Regions from separate parts of the Homo sapiens genome. Here region 1 is linked to region 2. A link is an interaction called in ENCODE POLR2A ChIA-PET data of the cell type or tissue named here. Cell type or tissue: GM12878. All regions are shown on one strand.

What was found. ChIA-PET counts read pairs that join two places held together with the same protein. Peaks named below come from ENCODE experiments on the same cell type or tissue, not always from the same donor. Only the 100,000 strongest peaks of a DNase experiment are listed, where the experiment ranks them.
Region 1: POLR2A ChIA-PET joins it to region 2 with 7 read pairs; 6 of 35 experiments call an interaction of 5 or more read pairs at or near these places.

Annotation. Positions count from the first base shown.
Region 1 is chr5:143,732,494-143,737,493 of GRCh38, forward strand. No RefSeq gene overlaps it. Among named protein-coding and RNA genes, the nearest start is that of MIR5197, 55 kb to the left of the region's middle. In GM12878, no CTCF peak of the experiment used is centred here; no DNase peak of the experiment used is centred here.
Region 2 is chr5:143,798,975-143,803,974 of GRCh38, forward strand. No RefSeq gene overlaps it. Among named protein-coding and RNA genes, the nearest start is that of HMHB1, 11 kb to the right of the region's middle. RefSeq lists an enhancer at 2,340-2,399. In GM12878, no CTCF peak of the experiment used is centred here; no DNase peak of the experiment used is centred here; H3K27ac peaks cover 242 bases.

The DNA.
Region 1 (5,000 bases), 66 kb before region 2:
TTTCCTGTTTTCAGTTTCCCTTACTATTGCATGTCACTTAGAAAGCCTAGCAACCAATTTATAAGCCCTCACAGATCAATCACTGCTAGGCAGTAGCCCACATTGTGTTCTAATTCTAAGCATTTCTTCTTGTCTCAGAAATGAACACCGATGTAGATTAACCATGTCTACATAGAGGACATGGTTAATTCTTTCAGGTACCATATGAGAACAATGATGACTAATGGGAAACATTTTTAAGATCACAAGAGAACAGTATATTAACAAGCAAAAAATGTAATCATCTCAAAATAACAGGCATTAACAAACCTGTATACTGCAGAGATGCATTGTTCCTGCATGCAAAGAAACTGATGAAATGATTCCCACTGCTATGCTCAGAGAAAAATTAAGTGACAGGTCCCTTTTATTTAGGAGTGTGCTGTTTTTTTTTTTCCCTGATGATGGACTGATGATATTATATAAAGGGTTATATAGTGAAGTCATGCTACATCAAATTACTGCTTACACAGGATGCTTCTGAACCATTTAACCTGATACTACAGAATAAAACATGTGTAATCAACAAGCACTAAAAAGGAATGAATACGTAACAAGAATGATCCTTCACTTACCTGAAGAATGTGCATGAATTCTATTCAATGACAGTTTTAATCGATTGTACCTCTTTGATTTTGGCATCCAGATCAACTCCCTACTGATTACTTAGAGGACCCATTGATACTTGGAAATGAATGACTTAAATACCCATAAATATGAAGAACATGGCATAATGTCAGAATTGAAACATTGCTCAGACCCATGACCTAGCCAGTGGCTCCAATTAACAATATTAAACCAGTGATTCTCAAACTTTAGGATGCATCAGAATCACCTGGATGGTTCATTAAAACACATGTTGCCGGACGCCAGTCCCAAGTTTCTGATTCAGTAGATCTGAGGTACAGTCTGAGAATTTGCATTTCTAACAGCTTCACAGGTATTGCTGATGCTGTTGGCGCAGGGGCCACACTTTGAGAACGAATGCATTAAATTAATAATCAAACATCTGATTGAGGAACCACCATATGCCTGGAAATACAGAATAACTGAATTTCCCATTAAAGCGTTGGAGATATTACCCAAACCACACATTTTTATGATAGCTATCATATCAACTTTTATTTAAAATCTTAATCTCCCCCCCTCCCCCACTGACAGAGCAAAATGAACAAAATAAACGATTCAACCCCCCTTCCCATTACCTTGCATCAGAGTCTTCTTGGAAGCTCTACCAAAATAACTCTACATCTTCTTCAGAATCTTTTTTCAGCCTCATTACATTTAGGGAAAAGAATGCAGGTTCCTCTTTGGCACTGTGTCCTCAGCTAGTCTGTGGGAAGCTCAGCAACTTGCCACTTGTTCCCAGTTTAAGTAACAGGAATGAGATCATCAACATTTTCTATTGGGTCTCCTCAATCTCCTCCTGATTCTGGTTTAATACTGGTATGCAATGGACATGTTGAACCCCAATGGTTAAGAAACTCTAAAACTTTTGGCTATGTGCTGGAAGGACCCCGAGAGACAGTCTATCCTGGGTTAAATTCAGCCGCATATCTGTTTTGTTTGGCTGGTACTGTGTTTCAGGAAGAACTGTGCCTGAATGCCTTCAGGAGGCGCATGCTCTCAGTGGCTTGTACTTCCCCCTGATTTGCCGCTGACTTCACGCATTTACATTACCTGCCTGGCCCTGTAGGTCATTGCAATTGAAGTACCTGAAAAACCCTCTGCTTTAACAAATGAGGAAACTAGGCTTTGAAAAAATTAAGTAACTCTCACAGAGTCATGCTGATAGCTAGTGACAGAACAGGACTACAACTAATAGCTCAAGATCCTCTCTCTCTCTTTTTTTTTTTTTTTTTTTGCTGCTTTCTCAACTTCTGGAGTCTCTATTGGTGTCAACACAGACTTTAGACAAGAACTTGATCAGCATCGCCTGCCTCACTCTGTATTACTTTAAGGTTATACCTATCACAGTCACCCACCTCAGTCTATCAGATGTGCTCCATACCTTTCTCAACATGGTACCTTCCTGTGGAGTGCTTTGAAACATGTTGAGACACGACTTCACATTTTTTGGTTTGTAGAGGAAGAAAATACGTGAGTAAGTCCAAGGTAAAAGAAACAACTTGAGCTCTGGCTTTGGAGTCACTGATAGAAATAGTATAGATTTTCACAAAGGCATCCTTATAAATAAAGCCAACAAAAACCAAACAAAATAAAACCAAACAAAATTAGACTTCAAATAAAAGGCCAATGCCACAATCTGGGTTTGAAACATAGTAAAGACAAGAAAGAGAAAGTTTCTCCCTGGTCTTCCTTAATTTGGCTGCCTGTGCTATTCTCCAAATTCCTTTTATCATCATTAGGTGGAGAACATTCATTCACCTGCTCCAATTTGACCTTCTTGTTTTAATGGTCAAGCAAAGCACAGGGCAGGAGAACTAAAAGCAGTGGTTCGCAAGATTAAGCATACATAGCCATCACCTAGGAGTTCGTTGATGATGCAGCATCTTTGAAACCAGCTGCAGAGATTTCTGATAGGCCTGAAATCTATATAGTTAGCTAGCACTCACAAGTGTTTTCCATGCTAGTGATGCCTAGAACACACCTGGAGAAATGCCTTGTGCTTTTCAAACTTCAGTGTGTTTACAAATCTCTGTTGAAATGCAGCCTCGTTAAGTAGGTCTGGGGTGGGGTCTGAGGTTGGGCATTTCTCAAAAATTCATGTAAGGTGCTGGTCCAGAAACTGCTCTTTGAGAAGCAAGGGTTTAGAACTCTGATATGGCAGGGAGTTATATTTCCTAGGTTTAAAATTCAGCTCTCCACTTTTCCGGTTGTCAGTCTGAAAAAGCAGCTTAACCTCTCTGAGCCTCAATTCTTTCATTCTCAAATGGGACACACTTACATGGCAATAGAAATAGGAGAGAGAGAATACCAAGTTTTTTTTGTTTGTTTTTTGTAATGGAGCTTTGCCCTTGTTGCCCAGGCTGGTGTGCAATGATGTGATCTCGGCTCATTGCAACCTCCACCTCCTGAGTTCAAGGGATTCTCATGCCTCAGCCTCCCAAGTAGCTGGATTACAGGCATGCGCCACCACACCTGGCTAATTTTGTATTTTTAGGCGAGATAGGGTTTCACCGTGTTGGCCACGCTGGTCTCAAACTCCTGGCCTTAGGTGGTCCACCTGCCTTGGTCTCCCAAAGTGCTGGGATTAGAGGCATGAGCCATCGTTCCTGGCCAATACCAAGTTCTTGAACTACATCCCATGCTAACATATTATGAATTTCTTAAAGAGGTACCATATCTTCCTTGAAAAACAAAACTTTGGAATTTTCCATTTTAAACGCCTACAAGAACAGGCTCCTAATCCACTTCCCTTTTGCCACCACCAAGAATATTTTCTCTCAGAAATTGATAAAATCGCTTCAATTCTAGGTTTGGCCAGCTAAGAGAAATCTAACTAGCAGCTCATCAGCCACCACAGAGAAAGGTGGTAAACTGGTGGGCAGAGGTTAGGATGTCTCCCTTCTTGGCTCTACTTACTGTTGTAACATTCAGACAATGCACCTGCCTCCTTCTGCCTCAATCTGTAGGAGAGTGGCTGTGACAGCTAAGTCACCACCGAGTTACATCTTATCTCCTCATTTTAATCAATAATTCCCATATCTTAGTCTACTGAAGACTCTTTTGAGAAAAATTTTAAACTCGTAGACACCCAGAGCACATTTCACAAGATACAGATTTGGCAGGTCTGCTATGAGCACTCAACATCTCAATTTTTAAAAAACCTGGCCCTCATTCTGAAACAGGTGCTCCATTCTCTGAGAAGTAAAGCTTTCTAAAAGGTTTGGGCCAGGCGCAGTGGCTACGCCTGTAATCCCAGCACTTTGGGAGGCTGAGGTGAGTGGATCACTTAAGGTCAGGAGTTTGAGACCAGCCTGGTCAATATGGCGAAACCCCATCTCTACTGAAAATACAAAAATTAGCCAGGTATGGTGGTGCACGTCTGTAATCCCAGCTACTTGGGAGGCTGAGGCAGGAGTATCACTTGAACCCGGAAGGTGGAGGTTGCAGTGAGCTGAGATTGTGCCACTGCACTCCAGCCTGGGTGACAGAGTGAGACTCCATCTCCAAAGAAAAAAAAAAAGTTTGAAAGGAAGGATGCTTAGACACCATGCAAGTTCAACAACAACAGCTTCCCTGGTACATTCTACAGATCTCTATCCTTTGTGTGAAGCAATGAAATCATGTTCTTTTCAATGATCCCAGTGAAGGCTACCATTTGCTGAATGAGCATTTACCACTCACTAAGTCCTCATGTATATTTTCCCTTACAAAGCCCTGCTATTACCATTATTATCCCCACGGAGTAGAATGAAGTCATGGCTCAGAGAGCACCTTGTCTGGAGTTGTGCCATGAGTTAGTGTCAAAGGTGGGACCCCAAACCCCTGTCTGTCTGACTCTTAGTCGAACAGACTTCTACTGTGCTCTAAAGCAGAGCTTCTTTGACTGCAGCGTCCACCAGAATTCCTGGAGGGCTTGTTAAAACTGATTACTGGGTTCCATCTTCAAAGATTCTGGTCAGTAGATCTGGGGTGAGGCCTGAGAATTTGCATTTCTAAGACACTCCCCACGAATGCTAATGCAGTTTGAGCATCACAGCACTAGAGTTAGCTGTTGGATCCTTTCCTCTGGGGAGTTGGATGCCTCTCATTAGCAGTCCTCACTACTTACACGGAGCAATTTAGAAAAGCTTTCTTTTTCCTTCAAGTGTTGTTTAGACAGTAAGTACATGACAAATGGCCAATGAAGCTGCCGTTAAGTCAGTTAAATGTCTTCAGTTGTTACTTCTGTGGGGTTTGAAGTTGTCATATGTCATCCTCCTCAAGAAGAAAGAACAATTCTCCCTTTGTGGTGGCTCTTTCATAGAACTTATTTTGTTCTGTCTTTTCTTTCT
Region 2 (5,000 bases):
AATATCAAGATGCACAAACACTTTTTCTCTCTCTTAACTCACCCTCCCAGCACAGTGCTCAGAGTGCTGGTAATGTGCAGACTTCAGTGTAGGTGATGCCTTAGGGTCTGAAAGAGAAGTTAGTGAAATAAGCTTCCTTCTTCCTGTCTTGCTCCAGGGTTCCTCACTATCACCTTTCCTTGTAGTTTCTACCTAGAAAGTCAACACAGCGTACTGTCTTCTTTAATCTAAGTGTACTTTTCGACACCTCTATATTCTTGCCTTTTCACACCTTTATCATTCCTTCTTTGAATGTAAACCTTCCCCTGTACCTGTTTTCTATGTCCTTTCAAGAATGGTTTGGGAAGCTCTCTCTTTTGATAAGACTTCTATCCTCACTCTTCTGTTCTTTCAGAAGCAAAGATGGATTTTTTTAAACAAAGTTTTTATTGCTTCTTTTGGCCTGAAGCACCAAACAGGTCTCTGAGTCTATAACATGGGCTTTTATTTTAGATGAGATTCAAGAGAAGAACATGGGAGATACTACATATCATGTGTGCGCTTTTACTTACTCCTTTACGTCCTGAATGAATTTAATATATTTTTCATTGATTAATACATTAACATAGCTGCTAAATGCCTAGTATGTGTAAGACAGTATGCTAAGGTTTGGTGAGAAATTGACAGACAAGGTATAGAGTACTTTCGATTCTCTGTTTTGGAATAAAAGGGTAGTTCTACAATCAAATATCAATTACCTTCAGGTATATGAAATCAAATATTGCCTTCCTCAGCTACAAAATTGAGATGTGGCTATGTACAGTATGTAAGTCTGGATATAATAAAGCAATACTTAGTAAATCTTTGAATAAACAAAGGAATACAGAGCTGGAGAAGAAAAGTCTCTGGGAAAGATCATTTAAAATTAGAATTAGGGATTTTGGTAAATATACAAATGGGAAAATAAGCACTCAAGTGAGAAAATACGAAGACTGAGAAGACATAGAATTGATATTTTTGAAACAATTGAGGGGACCCAGAGGTGAAAAACAAATATATTGACATACTTATGGACCTCATGGACCGGGTAAATGAAGTTGTTCAGTGGAAAGTTAGTTATTTTTAGAGCAAAAGGAACAGGAAATAATGCTTTACACACTGGTTTATTTGTAGCACTTATTACTGAAGAAGTGATGTCAGTCAAAACGAAATAAATTGAACTATGTTGAGAATGGATCTAAGCCAGTTTGGTCATTCCCAATTATTAGCTTCTTTTTTTTAAGAACTAGTAACCTTCAAAAATTTAGAGGTAGTTTACAGTTTAGGATCTCCTCCCCTGCAACTTTCCTACCAGGTTATAATGAAAGTAACTCTTAGCCGGGCACAGTGGCTGATGCTTGTAATCCCAGCACTTTGAGATGCTGAGGGGGGTGGATTACCTGAGTCAGGAGTTCAAGACCAGCCTGGCCAACATGGCAAAATCCCAACTCTACTAAAAGTACAAAAAATTAGCCAGGCATGCAGCATGCACCTGTAATCCCAGATACTTGGGAGGCTGAGACAGGAGAATTGCCTGAACCTGGGAGGCAGAGGTTGCAGTGAGCTGAGATTGTGCCACTGCACTCCAGCCTGGGCGACAGAGCAAAACTCTGTCTCAAAAAAATGAAAAGAAAAAAAAGGAAAATTCTCAAACCCAGATCTTTCACACATTTTTTTTTTTTTTTTTTTTTTTTTTAGAAAGCAGACACCAAACAGTCTAGAACCTGTTTGGCAATCTTCTTGAGTCCCAATTCTATCCTTTTAGTTTCATTGGACACAAAATGGATACTATTCTGGGGGCAAGATGGATTCAACACTATGGCTGGCATCATGCAGAAGAGTCCTTCCCACCAGCAACCTGGGTCCTGCATTGGCTGCCATTTCAAAAGTGCAGATGGGGCTTTCCACTTAGAATAGAGTGGTTTATGGCAGCTTAACACTCCCACGGGAACACAACTGAAAAAAAAGCTAGATCAAATTCAAAAAACACATCTGTTTCAAGGCATCAGAGAGCTGCAAAAGCAATGAGGACTAGATGGGCTAAAATTCCAGACGGGAAAATCCCAGAGGGGTGAGGAAGGGATCTTTTGCAGCTTTTCCTAGGGGGTATTTGCCTAGTTCTAGGTGTGGCTATGAGGCTGAGAAGCCTTTCTTGGCTCCAGCAAAGGGCCGCTGTTGCGAGGGAAGGAGAAAACAGCAGAGACTGGAGCAGGTATGCAGTAAGGAGGTGACCCAACTGGTGATTTCAATGGCCTTAACACACAGCTAGTTACTTCTTGAAGACATTTGCTCAATCCTGAAGCTGAGCCCAGTGGGAGACTTAGAAACTAAGTTTAAAAATCTTAGAAAAGCAGAGCAGAACTTTCCTCCAGTTCATGGTTCTACGAAGACGCTGACTGCTGGGGAGGAACTCTGGTTCATGGGGCCTGGGGGCAGTGGTGAGGTGACTTGTTTGCAGCTGCCTGTTCCCTGTCAGCTTTGGCCAGTTCCGGGTATGGCCAGAGCTAAGCATCTTGCTTGGCCCAACAGAGGGCCACTGTTGGGATGGGAAAGCAGAGGTTTTTGCATTTATGTGAGGCTGGAATTCACTGGAGACTTGAGGAGCCTCAAACACACAGCTGGTTTCCCTTTAAGAAATTTGCAGAATTCTGAAGCTGCATGGAATAGGAGATTAAAAATCAGAAAACTTCTGAAAAGCAAATGGGAGTTTTCTGTATTCTGTGTGCACTGAGAAGTCAAGGATCTCCCAGGCGCTGGGGTCCTGGTCGATACTTCATGTTCTCACTTAGAAGAAGGGCCTCATTCTGGGAACAGGAACAAACCCAAGATACACGCAGCCCAGTCACAAGCTTGGGGAAGATGCTTCTCCCAGCCCCAGTCTATCCACCCCACAGAGGAAAGGGTTGATCCTCTCCTGGTGGAAGATAACATCTACAGCCTTCATAAGTTTTTATACACAACAATCTGTCATTCAACTAGATATAAAGACCACTGAGGTCAGAAGATTCTCATACCCTGTCATGCAAGGATGGAGTATGTCTCCATGCTATTTTTAGCCAATCTACCTCTTGAACACCCTAATTGCACTAATGGAAACAGCTTTGATTATTAGCATGATAGAAAATAATCTATTATGCCAATAAACAAAACATATTGTTGATTAGAGATAAAGAGCTGAAACTCTTGCAGCAGCACTTCCGGGGTATCACTCTAATAATTAAGGGCTGGTTGATCACTCTGAAGTATGTATTTTTTATTAGAGTGTAGAATAAACACACATGTATTATAATACTTTATGATGAAATGTTTTAAAGTAAATAATAGCTCATATGAGACTAAAAGCTCTTTAATAATTTGTTGTATATTTTCAAAAAGTTAGAAGAGACTATTTTGAACGTTCACAACACAAAGAAATCATAAATGTTTGAAGTAACTGATACATTAATTATCCTGATTTGATCTTCATATATTGTATACACATACTGAAATATCACTCTGTATCCTATAAATATATATAATTATTACATGTCAACTGAAAATAAAATGGAAAAACATCAGAAGCCTTGGTAGATTCAACTCTGTGTGCCTAGCTCATTCAGCTCTCAGCTTGTAATAGGGGATCAGTCACACTTGTTGAGTGAATTAATAAATTAAATATTTAGGTAAAATAATAAATGATGGGCTGGGCGCAATGGTTCACACCTAAAATCCCAGCACTTTGGGAGGACAAGGAGGGTGGATCACGAGGTCAGGAGTTCAAGACCAGCCTGGCCAACATGGTGAAACCCGGTCTCTACTAAAAATACAAAAAAAAAATTAGCTGGGTGTGGTGGTACGCACTTGTAGTCCCAGCTACTCAGGAGGCTGAGACAGGAAAATTGCTTGAACCTGGGAGGTGGAGGTTGCAGTGAGCTGAGATCACACCACTGCTCTCCAGCCTGGGCGACACAGCAAGACTCCATCTCGAAAAATATAATAATAATAAATGACGGATTATTCTGGGCGTTATTTCAAATGGTGAAAATCAGAACAAGGGGCTGTTCGCCTGTTGGTACCTCTTCTCCCTAACTCATTTTGAATCCCCAGTAATGTCCTATATCCTGATTGGTTCTCATATCCTGTCTTGGATTGCTTTGTTACCATTCTGATTATTTTCCATGCCTTTCCTGGAAGGCAACGTAGCAAGGAGACTGGGAAGCAGGCACTCAGGTGTCAGGCAGACCTTATCAAGGGGCCTTGACTCTACAACTTACCTACCACCCATTTGGCCACTAGCAGGTTACTTAACCTCTCTGGATCTCAGCCCTCTACTGTACAATGGGTATAGCATAGTAGCTTTTACAGAAAGTTGATGTGAGGATTAAATAAGATAACACTTGTCAAATGCTTAGGAGAGTTCCTTCAACATAGTCCAATGTAGTTGTACAATAAAATATTAGCAATTATTGTATTCTTTTGTAAGCCTATGCATTGCTCAATTTGGATTTTTCAAACAAACAAAAATTAAGATTACATCAAGATTGTGCACCTTAACAAAACAAAAGCTCAGGAGAGATGAGACTCAAATAATAAATGCTAGAATACATACTTTTGTGTTAATATTCTGCCTTCAAAGAAGTCAACTTGAAAGACTAACACTGAGCTGAAGACATTTAAAAAGCAATTTCCCAGCCTGTTAACATTTTCCAGTCTATACAGGTCTCAAACATTTTGGGAGACCCCTAAAACCAGCTTCCTCACTTCCTAGGCATGTCTTAATATATATACGTGTGTGTATGTGTATATATATATATAATATTTTATATATAATTATATATAAAAATATATATAATATCTTTCTACCAAAATTGGTATCTCTAACAGAATTAACTTAACATAAGATCTAACTGAAAATTGCATTTACTTTTACAGAAATTAAATCTGACTTTAAAAGATGAATAATCTACAGACTCTCAACAATGAAGAGTATGTCTCGGCTTTTA